Linked DNA regions of Homo sapiens: regions 2, 3, 4 and 5 are each linked to region 1. Evidence: chromatin contacts called from ENCODE Hi-C or POLR2A ChIA-PET data. All regions are on one chromosome and are shown on one strand. Each heading gives the region's core, a stretch centred on a gene start or an enhancer-like site at or near the end of the contact. The rest is flanking DNA. Distances are from core to core; before and after follow the strand shown.

Region 1 (4,077 bases), core at 5-2,504:
CTAAAACCATTGTAAAGAATAGGACTAGGCTATCGATTTTCCCAGTAATGTTACTTAACCTCTGATGAGTTAGTCCACAGAAAACCATAAGCGTCAGTGCTTCAAAGAAAAAATCCGTTTTAATTTCTTCATCTAACTTTGTTGCTATTTCTCAAAAGGATGTTTTAAACTTGCTTTGATGTGTGTAGAAAAGTAGTACTGGCTTAGGGGTCAGGAGAAGTGACTTTTAGTTCTCCCTACTAACAAACTTTGATCCTGAACAAGTCAGTAACCTTGACAAACAAAAAACAAAAAAATTATTTTTTCTTCTAACAAATGAGGCAAAATTAGGTAATTCTGGTTTTTTGTTTGTTTGTTTGTTTTTGAGACGGAGTTTCGTTCTTGTTGCCCAGTCTGGAGTGCAATGGTGCAATCTCAGCTACCTGCAACCTCCGCCTCCCGGGTTCAAGCATTTCTCTGCCTCAGTAGCTGGGATTACAGTCATAGGCCACCACGCATGGCTACTTTTAGTATTTTTAGTAGAGACGGGGATTTGCCATGTTGGTCAGGCTGGTCTCGAATTCCTGACCTCAGGTGATCCACCCTCCTCGGCCTCCCAAAGTGCAGGATTACAGGAGAGAGCCACCGCGCTAGGCCAAAATTATGTAATTCTTGAAGATCCTTCCTGAGTGCAAGATCAAGTTAGGACAGAGGAACAGCAAATAACAAGATGGGGTGATGGACATGACTGGAGGGCAGTTCGAAACCTAAAGAGGATGAACGCAGAACGGGCAACAGAGTCCGTATGTCGGGCGGGCGACTGCACCCGCCCTTTCCTACCCAGGTAGGGCCGCGCCCTAGCACATGGGCGTAAACACGCTCAACCAGAGAACTGCCCCTCCCGCAAGGCTCAGCGCTCGGACCGCGCAAGCGCACATGCCCTCCTCCGCGGCCCCTACAAACAGGGCAACGCACAGGGCGTAGCCCGCTCCCTACAGAGGCTGCGCCTTAGAGGAACTGGCGTAGCGTCCTGGTAGACATGCTGCAGCCCCGCCGTCCCCGGCTTCTCCGTGAGGTCCCCGGGACTCCTCGCCACCACCTGGCACTGGCCCCCGGCTGCCTGCTCCTGGAGTCGCGCGGGGCCCCCTCTCCGTCCCTGCCCAACCCGCGGAGGCTTACCTCACTCTCTCTTCGGGTTGCATTCGCCATAAGAGAGCCGGTAGACCCCTGAAATCCCGGGACCGCCTCCCACGCAAAACGTGAGACAAACAAAAGGAAAGGCGGAAACGCAGAAACGCAGAGGTAGCCAGTGGATGAGGCATGCGCAGAGCCCACGCTCAAAGCCTGGCGCTGTTGGCGCCCAACCTGGAAACTACCTTTCCCGTGAGGACGCGAGAGCAGCCCTTCGGGATTGGCAGAGAGGTGCCCCGCTAGGCAGTGGACAGATGCGGTCTGAGTTGGTGTGGGAACTGCCCGCAGCCCTGGCTCTCCCGGGGCGACCCAAAGGGATGCACTGCAGGGGAGGTCTGTGTGCAGCAAGTGTGCAGGTTAGACACAGACGCCTCAAGGAAAGGACAGCTGTGTGTCAGTTTCACTTTAAATGTTAGGAAGTAGATCTTATTGATACAGTTTAAAAGACTTTGACACTATCAGCGATTCTTTGAGAGCAGGGATGGGGGGGATGGGGGAGGTGCCACAGGAAAGCTACTTCATCAAAATCGTTAACGCAATAAACGGAAATTGAAAAGTCAGAAAATAGACATAATCCGAAAGAAGAAAATAAATGTCACATGATTTCCCCTGTGACATTAAAATTGCTTGACTAAATGGAAATACATTTAGTCTATCTGTACCTTTCTTAGGAAGACAAAATTCCTAAAAGAATATCAACAAATTTTTTTATGTATTTTTTCTCTTTGATCTTTAGTGTATTGTGTACTTTACAAAAGCATTGTCAACTTTATCCAGAGTAAGTAAAAAACTAAATGAACAGCCATTATACGTTTTAAAAAGCTTGAAAAAATGCCTGAGAAATATCTATATCTATCTATATATATAATATTGCTCTATTCAAAGTAGTTTGGCACCTGCTCCATGGAAATAAGACACCATGATTGAGAGTATTCTTTAATGTGTAGTAAATACAGCATTTCAAAACAGTGAGGGAAAGAATGGAGTATTCCAAAGAGCATGTCATTCCTAACAATTTGGAATATAGAGATATATATAGATCACACGTGATAAAATTCACATGTATACAGTATTGAAACATTTAAACGAGTATAAATTTTTGAAAATTGACATGTGGGCCAGGCACAGTGGCCCACACCTGTAATCCCAGCAGTTTGGGAGGTGGAGGCAGGAGGACCACTTGATCCTTAGAGTCCAAGACCAGCCTGGGCGTTATAGTGGGACCCCTGTCTCTACAAAAAATTAAAAATAACAATTAGCTGGGCATGTAGGCAGGCGCCTGTGATCCCAGCTACTCAGGAGGCTGAGGTTGGACGATCACTTGAGCCCCAGGTTGCAGTAAGCCATCATGGCACCACTGCACTCCAGCCTGGGTGACAAAGTGAGACTTTGTCTCAAAAAAAACCAAAAAGGGATGTGATACCAAAGACAGAAACTATAAATTTAATATCAGTTACATTTTATAATAGAGAAAAATAAGCAGCTCCATTCCAGCAAAACTTTTTAAGTCCATTATGAGAATTGAAAGAAATGCAAATATGGCCGGGCATGGCAGCTCACGCCTGTAGTCCCAGCATTTTGGGAGGCTGAGGCGGGCAGATCATGAGGTCAAGACATTGAGAACATCCTGCCCAAAATGGTGAAACCCCTTCTGTACTAAAAATACAAAAATTAGCTGGACGTGGTGGTGCGCACCTGTAGTCCCAGCTAGTCAGGAGGCTGAGGCAGGAGAATCGCTTGAACCCGGGAGGTGGAGGTTGCAGTGAGCCAAGATCGCACTACTACACTCCAGCCTGGTGACAGAGTGAGACTGCATCTCAAAAAAGAAAAAAAGAAAAAAGGAAATGCAAATATTTGAGTAAAAATATGTGAAACATATTGAAATTTACATTTTTAAATTTATGCTTTATATACTGAAAAGTTCACTTTATTTGTTGCATAATTTTATGAGTTTTGACAAACGCACAGATTTGTGTAACCACCACCACAAGCAAGATACAAAATTATTTCACCTGTCAATAAAATTCCTCCATGCTACCTTTTGAAAGTCAGATTCTCTAACCACTCTTAGCCTCTTGCAGCCACTATCTAGTCTTTGGGCCTGTATGTTTGCCTTTTTTAGAATATTATATAAATGGAATCATACAATATGCAGTCTTTGAATCTGGTATCTTTTACTTAACACAATGCAATTGAGATCCTTCCGTGTTGTTTTGTGTACCAATACTTCTGTTTTTCTTGCTGTTAGAAACAAGTGCCTGGTGCCGCAGAGAAAACCAGCACAAAGGCAGAAAATTCCTCAGCAAGAGAAATTTACTTCTGCAGAAGGGTGCAGGTTATGCCAGTCATGATCACAAGAGAACACCGAGAAGGGCAGGGCAGGGGTTTTTATCCCTGATGCAGTTCCTAGCACTTCTGTGTCCCTTCCCCATTGGCTGGGATTAGACCTCACAATCAAAGCTAACTCGATTGGCTAAGGTTTAAAATTGACAGGGTCTATTAGGCGGGAAGGAAGGGGGACTGTCCATTACTAAGCGGGAAGGCATATCCGGACTTGTCTGGGCATGGCAAAGGCGGGAAGGTTGTTTACAGAACAGGTAGCTTGGAGACAAGGAAGTACAAGGAAGTTGGTCTTGAGCAACAAACAACAGGGAACTAAAGCTTTCTGAAGAGTAATTTGTCAACTCTGACATTGCTGACTCCTATTTCTTGGTATGGATTTACCAGCTTCCTTGTCCATTCCCCAGTCCAGGGATATGCAAGTTGTTTCCAATTGGGAGAAATTGTAAATAAATAAAATATTTTTAAGTTTAAGATTTGAAAAGATTGTAAAAAACACTAATATACACCTATGGTATGGGCTTGGGGAAATGTTTATTCCCAGTGTATTAATCAGGATTCTCCAGA
Region 2 (3,791 bases), core at 834-3,333, 4.7 Mb before region 1:
GGATATCATTTTACCCCTTAAAACAGCTATTATAAAAAAGGCAAAAAAATAACAAATGCTGGGATATAGAGAAAGGAGAACCCTCATACAACCTTGGTGGCAATGTAAACTAGTACAGCCACTGTGGAAAACAGTATGGAGGTTCCTCAAAAAATTGAAAACAGAATTACCATATGATCTAGCAATCTCACTGCTATATATATATCCAAAAGAAGGGAAATCCGTATATTGAAGATATCTCTGCACTCCCATTTTTATCGCAGCACTATTCACAATAGTCTAGATACAGAATCCACCTAAGTACCCATCAATGCATGAATAGATAATGAAAATTGTGGTATATATACACAATGGAATATTATTCAGACATAAAAAGAAGGAAATTTTGTCATTGCAGCAACAAAGATGGAACTGGAGGGCATTATGTTACATGAAATAAGCCAGGCACAGAAAGACAAATATCATGTTCTCACTCATACGCAGGAGCTAAGATAGTTGATCTCATGAAGATACGATGTAGAATGATGGTTACCAGAGGCTGCGAAGGGAAGTAGGGAGTGAGGAATGAAGAGAGGTTGGTTAATGGGTACAAAAATACAGTTAGGTAGAAGGATTAAGTCCTAGTGTTCAATAGCACAGTATGGTTACAAGTGTTAGCAATAATTTATTAGCTATCAGAATAGCTAGAAGATTTCGAATATTTGCAACACAAAGAAATGATAAATGAGGCGGTGGATATTGTAATTACCCCGATTTGATCATGACACATTGTATGCATATATCAAAATATCACATGTACCCCACAAATATGTACATTATGTACCAAAAAAAAAAACTAAAATAAGCAGCAAAAACCACTTCCAGCTAGCATGGTGCTTACGAAATGCCTAAGCTCAGTTATCAGCCAATGAGAGGCATTATAAGATCACCACCATAAAATGGAGGAACTGATGAACTGCAGTTTTCATCTTTAAAAAAATTTTTTGTCCCATTTCCTGTCTTTAGAAACTAGCCTCTGGGCTGGATGGGATTCCCAGCTTCTCCTGTAAAATGCAAAATTGAGGGCTCAAATTGTGGTTTCAATTTACACGTTTCACAGTCCTCTGAGAAGAGACTAAGGTTGGAGGATGCAGGAAGGCCTTAAATAATTCACCTTTTGACTCAAGTGCTCTGAAGATTCCCCAAGCATTTTTGGAAACAGAACACTACCTGGTTGAGACTGGGTTCAAGTACACCACACAGCTACGTTCTGGTGGTGCTCAAGGGGCAAATGCTGTGCTAAATACAAGTCAAGACTGGATTTTAGTGTGGCAAGGCGCATTAACTCAGAGGAAAAAGTGAGGATTTACATCCCACCTGCTAATACTGTGGGTAAACGGATTTCTCTCTCTGAATCTTTAATAGTCACATTTATTTTAATAGAGATGGTTAAGTCGAAAGGATGGTTACGATGATTAAATGAGCCAATAATGAAAACAGCATGTTTTGTAATAATAGAAGCAGCTCACCTTTATTGAGTCCTGTATCATACTTTACATCTATTACCCTATTCAGTACCCAAAGGCCCCCATCATTTGCCAGATGCGCGTCGAGCCGCACTGGGACCACCTACAGACGCTGGACCAGAGCCCACGTCCCTGCGGCTTTGGAGCGCCGCGTCTGCAGCGGCCAGCGCGCCTCACATGGCGGCTCCGGTCACGTCACACAATGCGGCTGCTCCGGGCGCCCACTGCCCAGCACCGCAGGCCTCCTCTGGCCGCCCCTCAAGCAGGTCGCGCAAACGCCATTCCGGGCAGGGGCGCCAGCGCAGCCAGCCAACCTCCCCACCAGGCGGCTCCCACCCAGGGCCCTCCGCGGAGGCCGCTCCGGGGCCAGGAGGCGGCTTCCAGGCTCGAGACCCCGCCTCCCAGGCCCTGCCCGCCCGCAAAAGCCTTCGACACACCTGCAGGGTCTCGGCCTCTGCTCCCGGCCCGCGCCGGGCCCAGGCCCCGCCCTTTGCGGCCCAGCCCAGACCCGGAGGCACCGGAGTCCTCTCCCCACCCTAGGGCGTAAGACCAAAAAAACGCCAATGCCAGAAAGAAGACACTGCACATGCGCAGAACGTTTCCCTAGCCCTACTCCAGAACTACGCTTCCCAGAAGGCCCGGCTGCGACTCCATCTTGGATGACGTCGTGAGGCGCGGCCGCCTCCAGCGGCCTGAGTGATTGCTGTCGGGTTTCCGGGAGAGGGCGCTGTCCTTGCTCAGTGATGGCCGGAGAGCTGCACCCTGCACGTCTGGGCTTGAAGACAGAAATCCACCGTGAGGTGCTCCAAGGAACACTGATGGGCAGTTTTGTTAAAGTGATTGAACTCCGTGGGTACAGGAGTACGTGGAGTAATGAAGGATAATGCCCTGTAACCGCTTCCTCTTAGGAATGCTAGCTTTCACAATTGTGCAAACGGTACGCGAAACGTAATAAACTACAAAATATGTATAAGCTAAAACAGAAAACGAGTATACCACTTCCCAAAAGCAAAAGCGCTTAATGTTAGGTGAACATCCTTCTCATGAATTTACACAAATTTTAACCTAATGGTATAGAGTATCATGACTATCATTTCACTAAGGAATATATATAGTCATCCCTCCTTATCCTGGGGGTGCATATCTATGGATTCAACTAAGCTCAGAATGAAAATACTTAAAAATTCTATCTTACTGAACATGTACAAAGTTTCCCCCTTGTCATTATACCCTAAACAATACAATAAAACTATTTACATAGTATTTACATTGTGTTAGGTGTACAATTAATCTAGACATAATTTAAAATATACAGGAGGAGGTGTGTAGGTTATGCAAATATCAGGTTATTTTCTACCAGAGACTTGAACATCCCTGGATTTGAGTAATCCAGGGAGGTCCTGGTACTAATCCCCCGCGGATACAGAGAGAGGACTTGGCTGTATATGTAAAACAAATTATATATTTCCTGGTCAATAACTTTATTACATTAAAACATGTAGAATCATCTAGAAAAAAACGTATATATTGTCATGTGTATAAACACACATATATATACATATAAAAATATGCGCACATAATACACACACACACACCACCTTTCTGGATGGGAAGTATTGAGGAAATAATTTAAAATAAAGCCTCTTGCCAACCCAGAAAATTCTCTCCACAGATGGAGAAAAGAACAAAACAGTTACATTATTGAATAAACATTAAACCAGACTGCGATGTGCGTCACAGGCAACCCACTAATGAGTTTATGAAGACAGGAAGAACTATCATTTTTTGTATTAGCCGGTCTGGTACAACGCATTCTATTTCCTCAAGGTAAAAATAACTTGTCCTCAAGTAAGATGACTGTACAGCAACATTTGCTATGCATAATTCATCTGAAATTCACCTGATAATTAGGGTAGCCATCAGTGTTAGTTAATTGCCATTATGCAAATGAAAAGTAAAGTTTCTGGTATCTCTATGACACGCAGGTAGTTAACCGCGGGTAGCCAGGAGCCTAGGAGTTTACCACAGAGGCAGGGAGATGGGGTGCAATCTTCCTTGATGCTTACATTTCAAAGACATGACCCAAGGCCATTAAGAAAGACCTTCCTGGGTTGTTAAACTAGCAAGAAGCTTATTTACTTTTTAAAAAGTTTTGCTATATCTCACAGGGACAGAGAAGGGATTTACAATTACAAGTTTTCTTAAGGAAATGCTGTAAGAAAAGAGAGGAGTAAAGGTCTTTTTCCCTTTTTGCAAGAAGGAAAATTCAGTTGTTTTATTTTTTTC
Region 3 (3,924 bases), core at 1,201-3,700, 4.6 Mb before region 1:
AGGCTGGTCAGAGTTTGGAAATCAATTAATGTGGCCGGGTACGTTGGCTTATGCTTGTAATCCTAGCACTTTGGGATGCTGACGCAGATGGATTACCTGATGTCAGGAGTTTGAGACCAGCCTGGCCAACGTGGTAAAACCCTGTCTACTAAAAATACTAAATAAGCTGGGCGTGGTGGAATGCGCCTGTAATCCCAGCTCCTCTGAAGGCTGAGGCAGGAGAATCGCTTAGAACCTGGAACGCAGAGGTTGCAGTGAGCTGAGATTGCACCATTGCACTTCAGCCTGGGTGATAGAGCAAGATTCTGTCTCAAAAAAAAAATAAAAATAAAAAATCTGTAACCCGCCACATCAACAGCCTGCAGAAGAAAACCATATCATGTCAATTGATGGACAAGAAGCATTTGATAAAATCCAACACCCATTCATGATAAAACCGAGCAAACTAGGAATAGAGAGGAACTTCCTCAACTTGGTAAAAAAAAAATCTACAAGAAACCTACTGCTAAGAGCATACTTAGTGGTGAAACACTGGATACTTTCTCCCTAAGATAAGGAAACAAGATGTCCTGTCTCTTCACTCTTACTCAACATCTCATTGGAAATGGTAGGTAATGCCATAAGACAACAAAATAAGAGGCATACAGATGGGAAAGGAAGAAATAAAACTTTCTTCGTACAGGCATGATTGCCTAAGGAGAAAATTCTAGAGAACTCCCAAAACTATTAAGTCTTTGTAGCAAAGTTGGAGGATAGAAGCTTAATATAGAAAAATCAGTTCCTTTTTTCATTATGTAGTTGTGTTATTTGTCCTTTTATTGTTGAGATGTAAGAGTTTTTTCCATATTCTGTTTAGCAGTCCCTAATTACATACATTATTAGCCAATATTTTTCTCCCATTTGTGGGTTGTCATTTTATTGTCTTTGTTCTTGGTAGCAAAAGAGTTTTTCATTCCATGAAGTCTAATTTGTTTTTTCTTTTGTTGCTTGTATTTTTGGTACTTTATCTAAGAGGGCTTTATCTATCCCCAGGGCATGAAGATCCACTCCTGTATTTTCTTTAAGTAATGGCTTTTAAATGTAGACCTGTGATCCATTTTCAATTAGTTTTTGTATATGGTGTGAGGAAAGGAATAATTTTGATTGTTTTGCATACAAATATTCAGTTGTCTCAGCATCATTTCTTGAAAAGGTAATTTTTCTTTTTTCTTTTTTTTTTTGAGAGGAAGTCTCTGACGCCCAGCCTGGTGGGCAGTGGCACGATCTTGGCTCACTGCAACCTCTGCCCCCTGGGTTCACGCAAGTCTCCTGCCTCAGCCTCCTGAGTAGCTGGGATTACAGGCATGCGCCACCATGCTTGGCTAATGTCTTTGTATTTTTAGTAGAGATGGAGTTTCGTCATATTGGCCAGGCTGGTCTTGAACTCCTGACCTTGTGATCTGCCTGCCTCAGCCTCCCAAAGTGCTAGGATTACAGGTGTGAACTACTGTGCCCAGCCGAAAAGGTGATTTTTCAACATTAAATTGTGTTGGCATCATTGTTGAAAATTAACTGAACATAATATATAGTAGTGTTTATTTGTGAACTCTCAATTTTATTTCATATGTTTTCCTCTATGCCAGTATCATACCATCTTGATTATTGTAATTTTGTAGCAAATTTTCAAATTGAGAAGTGTATGTCTTCTAACTTTCTACTTCTTTTTTAAGATTGTTTTGATTATATTCAGTTCCCTAAATTTCCACATGAAATTTTAGACCAGCTTGTTAGTTTCTCCAAAAAGGCAGATGGGATTTTGGTAGGGATTGTGTTGAGTTTAGGTATTAATTTGGCAGTTATTGCCATCTTAACCATATGAACACTGTTCAGTGCCTTTCCATTTATTTAGGCTGTCTTTAATTTCTTCTATCATTGTTTTGTGGTTTTCAGACTATAAGCTCTGTATTTCCTTGATTAAAGTTATAAGTATTTTATTCTTTTTGATGCTATTGTATATGGAATTTATTTTATTTATTTACTTATTTGAGACAGAGTTTTGTTCTTACTGCCCAGGGTGGAGTGCAATGGTGCGATCTCGGCTCACTGCGTCTCAGCCTCCCAAGTAGCTGGGACTACAGGCACATGCCACCAAGCCTGGATAACTTTTTTGTATTTTTAGTATAGATGAGGTTTCACCATGTTGGCTGGGCTGGTCTCAACCTCCTGACGTCAGGTGATCCAGCCACCTCGGCATCCCAAAGTGCTGGGATTACAGGCTTGAGACATTATGCCCGGCCAGAATTATTTTTAAATTTTCATTTATGATTTGTTTGTTGTTAGTGAACTTGCACCCTGCAACATTGTTGAACTCTTTTATTAGTTTTAATAGTGTTTCAGCAGATTCTTTAAGATTTTCTATATGCATGAGTAGTCAACTGCAAATACAGATAGTTTCACTTTTGTTTTCAATCTAAATTCCCCTTCCCCTTGCTTTTCTTGACTAGAATCTCCTGTGTGATGTGTAACCAGCAAGAGGACATTCTTGTCTTCTTTTTGTTCTTAGAGTAAAATCACTGTACCTTTCATTATTTAGTATGATGTTAGTGGTGGACTTTTTGTAGATGCCTTTAATCAGGCTGAGGAAGTTTAACTCTATTCCTGGTTTGCTGATTGTTTTTATAGAGAAGATGGTCATTGGATTGTGTTAAATGCTTTTTCTCTGTATACTGAGATGATCATGTGGTTATTGTTTCTTTTCTCCTTACGTGGTGTATTAATTGATTTTCAAATGATAAACCAAATTTGAATTACTAGGATAAATCACACTTGATAATTGTATGTAACCCTTTTTATATACTACTGGATGAAATTTGCTAGTATTTTGTTGAGGATTTATATGTCTGTAATCATGACACATGGATCTGTATTTTTTTTCATGTCTGATTTTGGTACCAGAGTAGTAGTATTGGGATCATAGAATGAGCTGGCAAGTGTTTCTTCTTATTTTCTTGGAGTTTTTGAGTAATTGATAATTCTTTTTAAATGTTTGATAAAATTCTCCAGTGAACCCTTATGGACCTGGGTTTTTTTTTTGTTTTTGTAATGGGAAGTTTTCTTGTCTGTTTTTTGTCTTTTTTGAGACAGGGCCTCACTATATTGCCCAGGCTGGAGTGCAGTGGTGCAGTCATGGCTCACTGCAGCCTGACTTCCCAGGCTCAGGCAATTTTCCCACCTCAGCCTCCCAAGTAGCTGGGACTACAGGCATATGCCAGCACACCCAGCTAATTTTTTGTGTTTTTTTTTTGTAGAGATGGGGTTTCACCATGTTCCTGGGCTGGTCTTAAACTCCTGAGTTCAAGTGATCCACCTGCCTTGGCCTCCCAAAGTGGTAGGATTACAGGCATGAGCCACAGCATCCCACCTGTAATGGGGAGTTTTAAATTTACAACTTCAATCTTTTTACTTGTGTAGGTCTTTTCAGATTTTTCTTTTTCTACTTGAGTTGGTTTTAGTTGTTTTTGTTTTATGGATTTTCCCATTTTGTTGAAGTTAAATAATTTGTTGGCATACATTGTTCATACCATTCTTTGTAATTATTTTTATTTCTGTAAGAGTACTAGTAATACATCTTTAATCCCTACTTTTAGTAATTTGAACCTTCTCTCTCTTTTTTTTCTTTTTCAATGTCAGTCTAGCTAGAGGTTTGTATATTTTGTTGATCTTTTCCAGGAATCAGCTATTGTTTTTCTGTTCTCTAGTTCATTAATTTTTACTCTATAATCTTTCTGCTTTCCTGCCTTCTGCTTGATTTGGTTTTGTATTGCTGCTCCTGTCCAAGTGTTTTAAGGTGGAAAATTAGTTTACTGATTTGAGATCTTTTTAAATATGGTTATTACAGCTACAAATCTCTAAGGATTGCTTTATCTGTGTTCCATAAGTTTGAGT
Region 4 (3,982 bases), core at 1,323-3,822, 4.5 Mb before region 1:
CAGCTCTCTGCTTTCTGGAGTTTTGCTGCATTTGCAGTGATGAGGTTCTCCACCTGGGCTTCCTCCTCCCCTGGGGTCCCGGGCTTCTGATTGAAACTCCACTTGCATCTGCAACCTAGGATAAGGAAGATCCCAACGGAGAAGAGGACCACAGCACATACCAACCCCTGAATCCTCAGGGTCTGTTAGTCATAATGAAAATGGTCAATTTCCTTCTCCTACTCAGCTGCACTGGCCATGACAATGAGGGCCAACAGGCTGCATAGGAATATCAGCACCACCTCCATGGTGCCTGCACAGCCAGTCCCCTTCCTGAGATGATCCCAGGAGGATGTGTCGAGTCCCAAGGAGCCTAAGAGTGGCATGTCCCTAGTTTTCAATCTCTTTAGGGATAGGATTATGCAAATTGAAAGAAGAGCAAACAATGTTACTGAAATAATCCATGGCATAATGGAACCTGAATGCATTAAAGAAATAATGGAGGGCAGGAGAGGTGGCTCACATCTGTAATCTCAGCACTTTGGCAGGCTGAGGCGGATGGATCAATTGAGGTCAGGAGTTTGAGACCAGCCTGGTCAATATGGTGAAACCTAGTCTCTACTAAAAACAGGAAAAATTAGCTGGGCGTGGTGGCATGTGCCTGTAATCCCAGCTACTGGGGAGGCTGAGGCAGGAGAATCACTTGAATCTGGGAGGCGGAGGTTGCAGTGACCCGAGGTCTTGGCACTGCACTGCAGCCCAGGTGACAGAATGAGATCCAGTCTAAAAAAAAAAAAAAAAAGAAATAATGGAATATTCACAAGTGTCAAGACTGTTTCTTAAAATGCAAAAGCATTAGGCTGGGTGCAGTGGCTCATGCCTGTAATCCCAGCACTTTGGGAGGCCGAAGCGGGCGGATCACGAGGTCAGGAGTTCGAGACCAGCCTGGCCAACACAGTGAAACCCGATCTCTACTAAAATTACAAAAATTAGCCGGGTGTGGTGGCACAAGCCTGTAGTCCCAGCTACTTGGGACGCTGAGGCAGGAGAGTCGCTTGAACCCAGGAGGCGGAGGTTGCGGTGAGCCGAGATCATGTCACTGCACTCCAGCCTGGGTTACAGAGCCAGACTCCATCTCAAAAAAAAAAAAAAAAAAAAAAAACATTATGAGCAGGAAAATAAATTGTGTCTCGAAGTGATAATCATTGTTGTACTTACCATGACTGTCTTCTGAAATGCATCTCAACCCTTGAATAATTTGATTCTTTTACATGGATGGTACTAAATGCTTTTCCAGCATGGGAACAAGTGGGATTATCATCAGTGGTGGTAAAGAAGGGAATAGAAATGGAGAAAAATGCTTCTTTTTTGGTCAGTGGACATTTATTTTTTATTTTTATTTTAACTTAAACTTCAATAGCTTTTGGAGTACAAGTGGTTTTTGGTTATGGATGAATTATAAAGTGGTGGATTCTGAGATTTTAGTGCACCTGTCACCTGAGTAGTGTACACTGTACCTAATGTATAGTTTTTTTTTTTTCATTTTTGAGATGGAGTTTTGCTCTTGTTGCCCAAGCTGAAGTGCAATGGCGCGATTTCAGCTCACTACAACCTCCACCTCTCGAGTTCAAGGGATTCCCCTGCCTCAGCCTCCCAAATAGCTGGGACTGCAGGTGTGTGCCACCACGCCCAGCTAATTTTGTAGTTTTAGTGGAGACGGGGTTTCACCGTGTTACCTAGGCTGGTCTTGAACTCCTGACTTCGTGATCCACCCGCCTCCGCCTCCCAAAGTGCTGAGACTACAGGCGTGAGCCACCGCGCCTGGCCATGTGTAGTTTTTTTAACCTCCGGCCTCCTTCCTACCAGCCCCTTCTGAGTCTCTAAAGTCCATTATATCACTCTGTATGCCTCTGCGTACTCATAGCTTAGCTCCCACTTATAAGTGAGAACCTACGGTTTTTGGTTTTCCACTCCTGTATTACCTCTGCCTGTGAACTTTAAAAAGTTATCGTGATCAAGAGATCCTGCATACTCCTGAAGAATGGAAAATGCATGTTTGCCATGCAAGATGGTATTACGTGGTTTAACAAATAAAATTTGAAGAGCAATTCCGAGTTATCTTTACGACAGCTTACAGGCTGGTAATGCTCATGTCCAGCGTGTTTTCTCACGGTTAGCGTCCAATGGACCAGAAAGGAGCAAGTGAAGCTCTCCACACTGGCGCAAGTGTAGGTGGTGCTGCGGCAGCGTCGCGGGGCCACAGGAACCGACCTCGTCTGGAGAAATTCCACTCGTGAATTCTGCCAAATGAGGAAGTGTTGAGGACGGCCAAATCATCAGGGGGATGTAATTCATGAGAAAGCTGTGTAATTTAAATACTCATAATTTATTTCAGCTAACGAATAAAACTGCAGTACTGCACTTGCCGCATCTGGGAACTAACTGCCCAATGCGGCTGAAACCTCATGCCCTTTCAAAAGGAGTGGCGCGAGGGCTTGTGGGAAATGTAGTCTGCACTTTCTAAGGGAGCGGCGCGAGGGCTTGTGGGAAATGAAGCGTGCACTTTCTAAGGGAGCGGCGCGAGGACTTGTGGGAGATGTAGTGTGCACTTTTCGGCCCCCGTCGCGGGAGCCGCTTCGGGCCTTCTGGGCATGTCTGCCATATGGCTCCAGGTTTGTTTTTCTCCCCGGCACTCTGACGGGGAGGGCTCCCGGCATCTCCTGGCGTCCGGGTAGAGGACGCGGAGGGTGAGTAAGGGAGGGCAGGGGCGAGGGTGGACTGGGGGTTCCGCGCGGCCTGGGGGTGGGAGAGAGGGAACGCCTTTGCCGCCTGGCCTGGGTCCGAATCCTGCCTCGGTTCTTGTGCTCCCAAAGGGAATGCGCAAGTCCCGCGCCTGTGACAAGTGAGGTTGGATTTTCTCTTCCCTGAGGTGAAGGATGCCCGGAGGCCTCCGCAGGACGGCGCAGAAACGGGCCTTCTGCCCAATAGATGCGCGCTTCTCTCATTCTTTCCCCTCAGAATCTCGCTGTCCTCACAACCACCTGTGGTCGGCGTCGCCGCGGTGTCACTGCGATGCCGAGGCGAATGGGGTGGGGGGAAGCGCCCGCGGGGCGGGGAGGGACCCTGCAGGCGCGGACTCCACACCCAGCCTCTGGCCAGCGTCACTCGGCTTGCTGTGTCCTCGCAGGTCGCAGCTTCATTGCCTGATGTCTTCGGGAAGTATTTTGAAGTCATCGTGGCTGTGGATTGGGGAATTTCTTGTTTCCACTGACCTGTGAGGCCGCGCACGCGGAGGGAGGCACCCCAGGCCCTCCGGCACTGTCCAGCCTCGCCTGTGTCCCCATTAGCACCAGTGGGCATTTTCAGAGGGTCCAGCTCATGGCTCAAGTGACAGGAAGATGTAGGAGCTTTCTGTCTTGAATGAGGATTCGAACCAAAGGGCTTAGGCCCAGCTGTCTTGGAGCAAAGCAGCTGTTGTGGGGTAAGAAGGGAAGGGTGGGGGGCGAGGGCCCAGGGGCCCTCCTAGGAGGACACCCAACCCGTTGGGCTGACACCTCACTAGAGATCTAGAGCACGGGTGGGAGGAGCAGAGGCTCGATTTGTGTCCTTTCCAGACCCCCACAGGCTGGGAGCTTTGTGCCCATTCAGATGTGGGGGCAGAAGAGGGCAAGGCCGAAGGAGCAGACAGCACCGCTTCTTGGGGAGTTGTGAAGGCATCATGCGGAGGGAAGAGCTTAGCAGCCAAGTGGAGGACAGCACCCTCCATGCCTGGATTCGTTACTCGCTCGTTCTAGATGCTGAGCTGCTGGCGCACTGCAGCACAACTAGAGATGTACGGATGCCCCCATCTTGATCTTACAGAATCAGAGGTACAGCCGCGAGAAAGGTCTGTAAGTTATCTATTTACGCTTTATTTAAAAGATGGGATGGGGTGGGGTGGACAGGAAACGAGCTTAACGTGTTAAGTTACTGATGACATTGACACATTTTGTTGTGGCAGAGT
Region 5 (3,940 bases), core at 1,132-3,631, 4.8 Mb before region 1:
TCTCAGCATAATTATTTATAGAACCTCTTTCACTCTCAGTGAAAATGTCTCGGTTTTAATGATTAAATGTCACCCTACCTGGAGAAACTGCATGAACAGAGGAAGGGAGTGTGAATATATATGTACATCTTTTGTTATCACTTATACTTTTAAAAAAGTAAAAGTAATGTATTATTACATTAATGTATTATTAATTCAAAAGCACTTTATTAAGGAAAAAAAATGAAACCAGTCAGGAAAAACAGACCGAGAAGAACCTAAGTAGGCTAAGGATGGAAATGCACGCATAAGCAATGCCTGGAGCAAAAAGAAAAGATGCCTTCATGAGGACTAGGGAGGGAATCAAAGTTAGGAAAGGACAGCTCAGAGGGTGGCATTACAGACACCAACAGAGGAGACTCTCCAAACAAAGACCATGGTTAACAATATATGCAGCAGACCAGGCAAGTAATGCAAAGGCAAAAACATGCACTAGCCTTGACTATGATTTGGTGGCCTTTGCCAGAACTGATTCAGGTGAGTTTAGGTGAGGGAATAAGGTTGCATTCATCAGATTGAAACATAAATGAGAAACACAGAAACAAGTCGGAACTGTCAGTGATTCAACCTAGAAATAAGAACGAGCTGACACAAACAGTTAGGGAAAACTGTTTTGAGGACATGCAGTCCCTCCATTCCTCCACATCGTCAAGGTTTTATTCCTGGATCAAACAGGACCATCAAACCTCAGCGTTTGTTCTCCTGAAAAGCATATGCACTGAGTTCTGCTCTGTAACTGTGTTCTTTGTTTCTACAAAGAAATACTTATAGACAATTTACTGCATTTATTTCAGAATTGTTACTAGAACAATTAGAGATAATATTACAATAACTTGGATAATTCTGCAAAATTAAAAATCCTGCATCTAATTTGCCAACTGCACTATTTTGGATTTGCTACTTCAGTTTTATTTCCCTTAATGTCAATTTTTGCCTATTTCTATTTTTCCATTTTCAAAACATAAACCCTTATAAACTTCAGAAATCCATTTTTAAACAAACTGGGAATAAAGAAACAAGAATCTCACCTGGGATTTGTTCATTTTCCGCTCTTAGTGGAGGAAGGAGAGCTGAAGGATTAGAAAGGAAGAATGTCAGGAGAGCCTTCGCCGGCCTTGCAGTTCGGAGATTCACCTGCCTATACAGGTCCACACACAAGATACTTACGTGTCCATGTGTGGCTCCGATATATGCTGAGCTCAGACATGACACTTTTCACTGAGTGAATGTAAATATTTCTTATTGATTTATTACCAATTTAGGTTCTGTGACACAGAAAAATTAAAAACATGAAAAGATGAGTTTAACAAGTTAACAGTAATCTGAAGGAAAAAACACTATGGGTTTGTCAAAATTCCTTGTAGGGAAAAAAAAAAACTGAGGCCATATTGTTTATCTGTTTACCTGTTAACACCATTAATGCCCTGAGGTTAGATAATGCAAAAGACCTCTAAAAAAAGGGATAGGATGTTAAATGCAAGTTTAAAAATGTTTGTTCTAACTTGCTAACAATTCCTCAAAAGGATCTTTTAATGAGAAACTGTGATATAGAGTAACAAAATGGGCAGCAGTGGCTCGGGAAACTGCAGACTTGACTTCTAATCTCAGTTCTGCCTCTAAGGAATGACAAGATCTGAACTACTCACCTCCTCAAACTCAATTTTGTTTTTCCATCTTTCAAATAAGGTCAAAACAGATAACCCAAGTATGACCTGACTGCACTACCATCCGGCGGGGATATCAGGCCAAGAGAGGAGGAAGCTCAGCAGCTCATCTGGATGTGCCCGGTGTTCGCGGAGGGGTGATAACAGCATTTCTTTCGCTGTGGCCGTGAGCCTTTCACCCGTCCCTGCCCTCAGACTCTCCAGAGGTGACGTTCCTGTTAGCCTGCGCGCCCACCCCTCAGCTCCAGCTCACCTCTCTCTTCTTAAATTTGTCCCAGACCTTGCACCAGCACACAGACTCCGACGGCTTCAGGATACTGTGCCATGATTACACATAATACATAAGCGAACGCGAAACGTGTAAATAATTACTTGGGATAGGAGGGCGGTCAGAGCCAGCAGGGGCCCTGGTGGTCAGCTAGGCCAGCCCCTTCGCTCCTGCACTCCACGGGCAGAGAGGCCCTTGGGGCCGGTGCAGGAGCCGTCTCCCTCGGGCTCTCCCAGGGAACGCACACCCAATAAATACAGCACCTAAACAATGAAAGTGCTCAAAACAACCCCAGGCGGCAAGTATTCCTAATATCCGTAATTTACAGAGAGGAAAACCGAGTCTCCCGTGGATAATTGTGTCTAATTCATTTGTCGCGGACCTGGCGCAGTCGCTCTCCCCCGCAGCCCCGCCTCCTCCCCGCGGGCTCAGGGCACAAAAAGCGCACACGCACACATCAAACGCCATGCGCACGCGCACAACAAACGTCACACGCTACGCACGCGCGTGCTGTCCCCTCCCCGCAGCCAGTTCCCTCCCCTTCGGGCCAGTGCGCATTGCCTACCCCGTGCTACAGGACTTCGCTGAGCGCCAGGCGCAGGGACTGGACGCATACGGACCCCCGGGAGCCCCGGAACTCGCGTTCCCACGCCAGACCTCATCCCCTTCTGACAGAGACGCCCTCGTCCCACCGTCGCCGCAGGCGCCAGGGGTCCCTCCCCACCGCCGAGGTCTAGCCGCCGCCCGCCCGCCTTCAGGGCAGCGCGGGGACCCCCTGGCCCTCGCCCAGTGCTCCGGGGCTCACCCGCCGCTCCTCGCCGCCTCCGGAGGCGAGGGATTGTTTCCCACAAGGGACTGGAGTCCAGGGAAGGACTCGCCTGGAGCGGGAGGCGGGGATGCACATGCGCAGAGGGAGAGGCCGAGCGCCCGAGTTAGGCTGGTGGATGCGATGCGGGGCTTGGAAGCGGCGCTAGACGGTGCCTGTCAGCTCTGGCCGCAACCCTCAGTTGTAAAATGAGGCTGATAGTGCCTACCTAGCAGGGGTTTTATGAGAATTGGAGGCGCTTACGTTGTAAAAGCATTTAAACCGGTGTCTGACACATAAATTGTTCAGTATATTTCTCACAATTATATATCATGCTGGTCATCATAAGGCTCTCCTGCAAAACAGCCTTGTATAGTGGGTTGAGAGATTACTGTCTCAGTTACCCACTCCTGCTTGGAACCAGGATTCTGTCAGTGTCCCCAGAGGTTGTGGATCAAATCAATGTGCCTGTTAGACACAAGCCAAGAGAAGGAAAGGTGTGCTTGAATTCATTCACGATCATGCATGGTAACGTTTAACTGAAAGACTGGAAGAGAAAACTAAAATCTGTGACCAGTATGGTTATTCTCTGGAATAAGGAAAAACAGAAGCTAGCAATTCAAGACCCAAACATAAAATTGTTTATATGTTTAAAAAAAAAAAAGCCGTTTGAGTAACAAATTTGAAGAAGAAAGCACGCACTCATTTCCCAAAACCAACCATACTTTACCCAGAACTACACTACACGTACATTCTTTTACGTGCACATCTGGCATTTTCAGCACACTATGAGCATGTGCGTGTGTTACAACTTTTCATTTAAAAAATCAACTCCTGGGTCATTGTCCACTTTTTTAAACTTTTCATTTGCTCATAATTTCAGATTTACAGAAGAGTTGCAAAATAGTTCCTATATGCCTTTCACCCAGATTCCACTAGTGTTAGTATTTTACATGACCATGGTATATTTATCAAAACTAAGAAAATAACATAGGTACAAGTACTATTAACTGAACTGCAGAGTTTATTCAGACTTAAGCAGTTCTTCCACTAATGCCCTTTTTCTGTTCCAGCAACCAATCAAGGATATTGTCACCGGGGGTCCTTGCTCCCAGAGCTCCCAAGATGGTGGTGGGCTGCTTCCGAGATGGGGGCAAGCCTCAT

Evidence for each region. Hi-C counts contacts between places; a loop is a spot of excess contacts on that map. ChIA-PET counts read pairs that join two places held with the same protein, here RNA polymerase II (POLR2A). Pooled maps may share reads with other maps.
Region 2: a map of CD8-positive, alpha-beta T cell shows a loop between it and region 1 (14-fold over the local background). The contact joins the promoter of ZNF25 here to the promoter of ZNF33B in region 1. A Hi-C loop is called at or near these places in 3 of 168 maps with a recorded cell type or tissue (CD4-positive, alpha-beta memory T cell, CD8-positive, alpha-beta T cell and naive thymus-derived CD4-positive, alpha-beta T cell), 2 of 37 single-sample maps with no recorded cell type and 11 of 50 pooled maps.
Region 3: a pooled map shows a loop between it and region 1 (3-fold over the local background). The contact joins the enhancer-like site here to the promoter of ZNF33B in region 1. A Hi-C loop is called at or near these places in 12 of 168 maps with a recorded cell type or tissue (CD14-positive monocyte, CD4-positive, alpha-beta T cell, GM11168 and 9 more) and 4 of 50 pooled maps. POLR2A ChIA-PET finds 5 or more read pairs at or near these places in 1 of 52 experiments (A549).
Region 4: a map of CD4-positive, alpha-beta T cell shows a loop between it and region 1 (8-fold over the local background). The contact joins the promoter of ZNF37A here to the promoter of ZNF33B in region 1. A Hi-C loop is called at or near these places in 5 of 168 maps with a recorded cell type or tissue (CD4-positive, alpha-beta T cell, CD4-positive, alpha-beta memory T cell, CD8-positive, alpha-beta T cell and 1 more), 1 of 37 single-sample maps with no recorded cell type and 12 of 50 pooled maps. POLR2A ChIA-PET finds 5 or more read pairs at or near these places in 1 of 52 experiments (activated B cell).
Region 5: a loop to region 1 is called in a map of CD4-positive, alpha-beta T cell, with 10 times the contacts of the local background. The contact joins the promoter of ZNF248 here to the promoter of ZNF33B in region 1. A Hi-C loop is called at or near these places in 4 of 168 maps with a recorded cell type or tissue (CD4-positive, alpha-beta T cell, CD4-positive, alpha-beta memory T cell, CD8-positive, alpha-beta T cell and 1 more), 2 of 37 single-sample maps with no recorded cell type and 15 of 50 pooled maps.

The regions. Positions count from the first base shown.
Region 1 is chr10:42,637,316-42,641,392 of GRCh38, forward strand. It overlaps ZNF33B (zinc finger protein 33B), which reads right to left and starts at 1,255. Exons shown (of 5, transcript NM_006955.3): 1 at 1,159-1,255. It overlaps LOC105378268 (a long non-coding RNA gene), which reads left to right and starts at 990. Exons shown (of 2, transcript XR_945898.3): 1 at 990-1,238. RefSeq lists enhancers at 17-885, 545-814 and a silencer at 1,005-1,174.
Region 2 is chr10:37,974,564-37,978,354 of GRCh38, forward strand. ZNF25 (zinc finger protein 25) reads right to left here and starts at 2,084. Exons shown (of 6, transcript NM_145011.4): 1 at 1,943-2,084. ZNF25-DT (ZNF25 divergent transcript) reads left to right here and starts at 2,192. Exons shown (of 6, transcript XR_930830.4): 1 at 2,192-2,442. RefSeq lists enhancers at 968-1,057, 2,098-2,327 and a silencer at 1,648-2,057.
Region 3 is chr10:38,036,126-38,040,049 of GRCh38, forward strand. All of the region lies in intron 4 of ZNF33A (zinc finger protein 33A), which reads left to right. Among named protein-coding and RNA genes, the nearest start is that of ZNF33A, 27 kb to the left of the region's middle. Within about 2 kb of position 2,451, at least 6 of the 41 ENCODE cell types and tissues checked have a DNase peak (open chromatin) inside an H3K27ac peak, as active enhancers do; they include CD4-positive, alpha-beta T cell and GM12878, where a contact is called at or near this core.
Region 4 is chr10:38,091,765-38,095,746 of GRCh38, forward strand. It overlaps ZNF37A (zinc finger protein 37A), which reads left to right and starts at 2,573. Exons shown (of 8, transcript NM_001324250.3): 1 at 2,573-2,726; 2 at 3,167-3,460; 3 at 3,774-3,865; 4 at 3,980-3,982. It also overlaps the pseudogene FXYD6P2. RefSeq lists an enhancer at 2,527-2,716.
Region 5 is chr10:37,855,229-37,859,168 of GRCh38, forward strand. ZNF248 (zinc finger protein 248) reads right to left here and starts at 2,382. Exons shown (of 6, transcript NM_021045.3): 1 at 1,957-2,382; 2 at 1,207-1,304; 3 at 1,068-1,109. The coding sequence starts at 1,082. ZNF248-AS1 (ZNF248 antisense RNA 1) reads left to right here and starts at 2,521. Exons shown (of 2, transcript NR_186559.1): 1 at 2,521-3,273; 2 at 3,850-3,940. RefSeq lists an enhancer at 1,875-1,934 and silencers at 2,252-2,628, 2,325-2,874.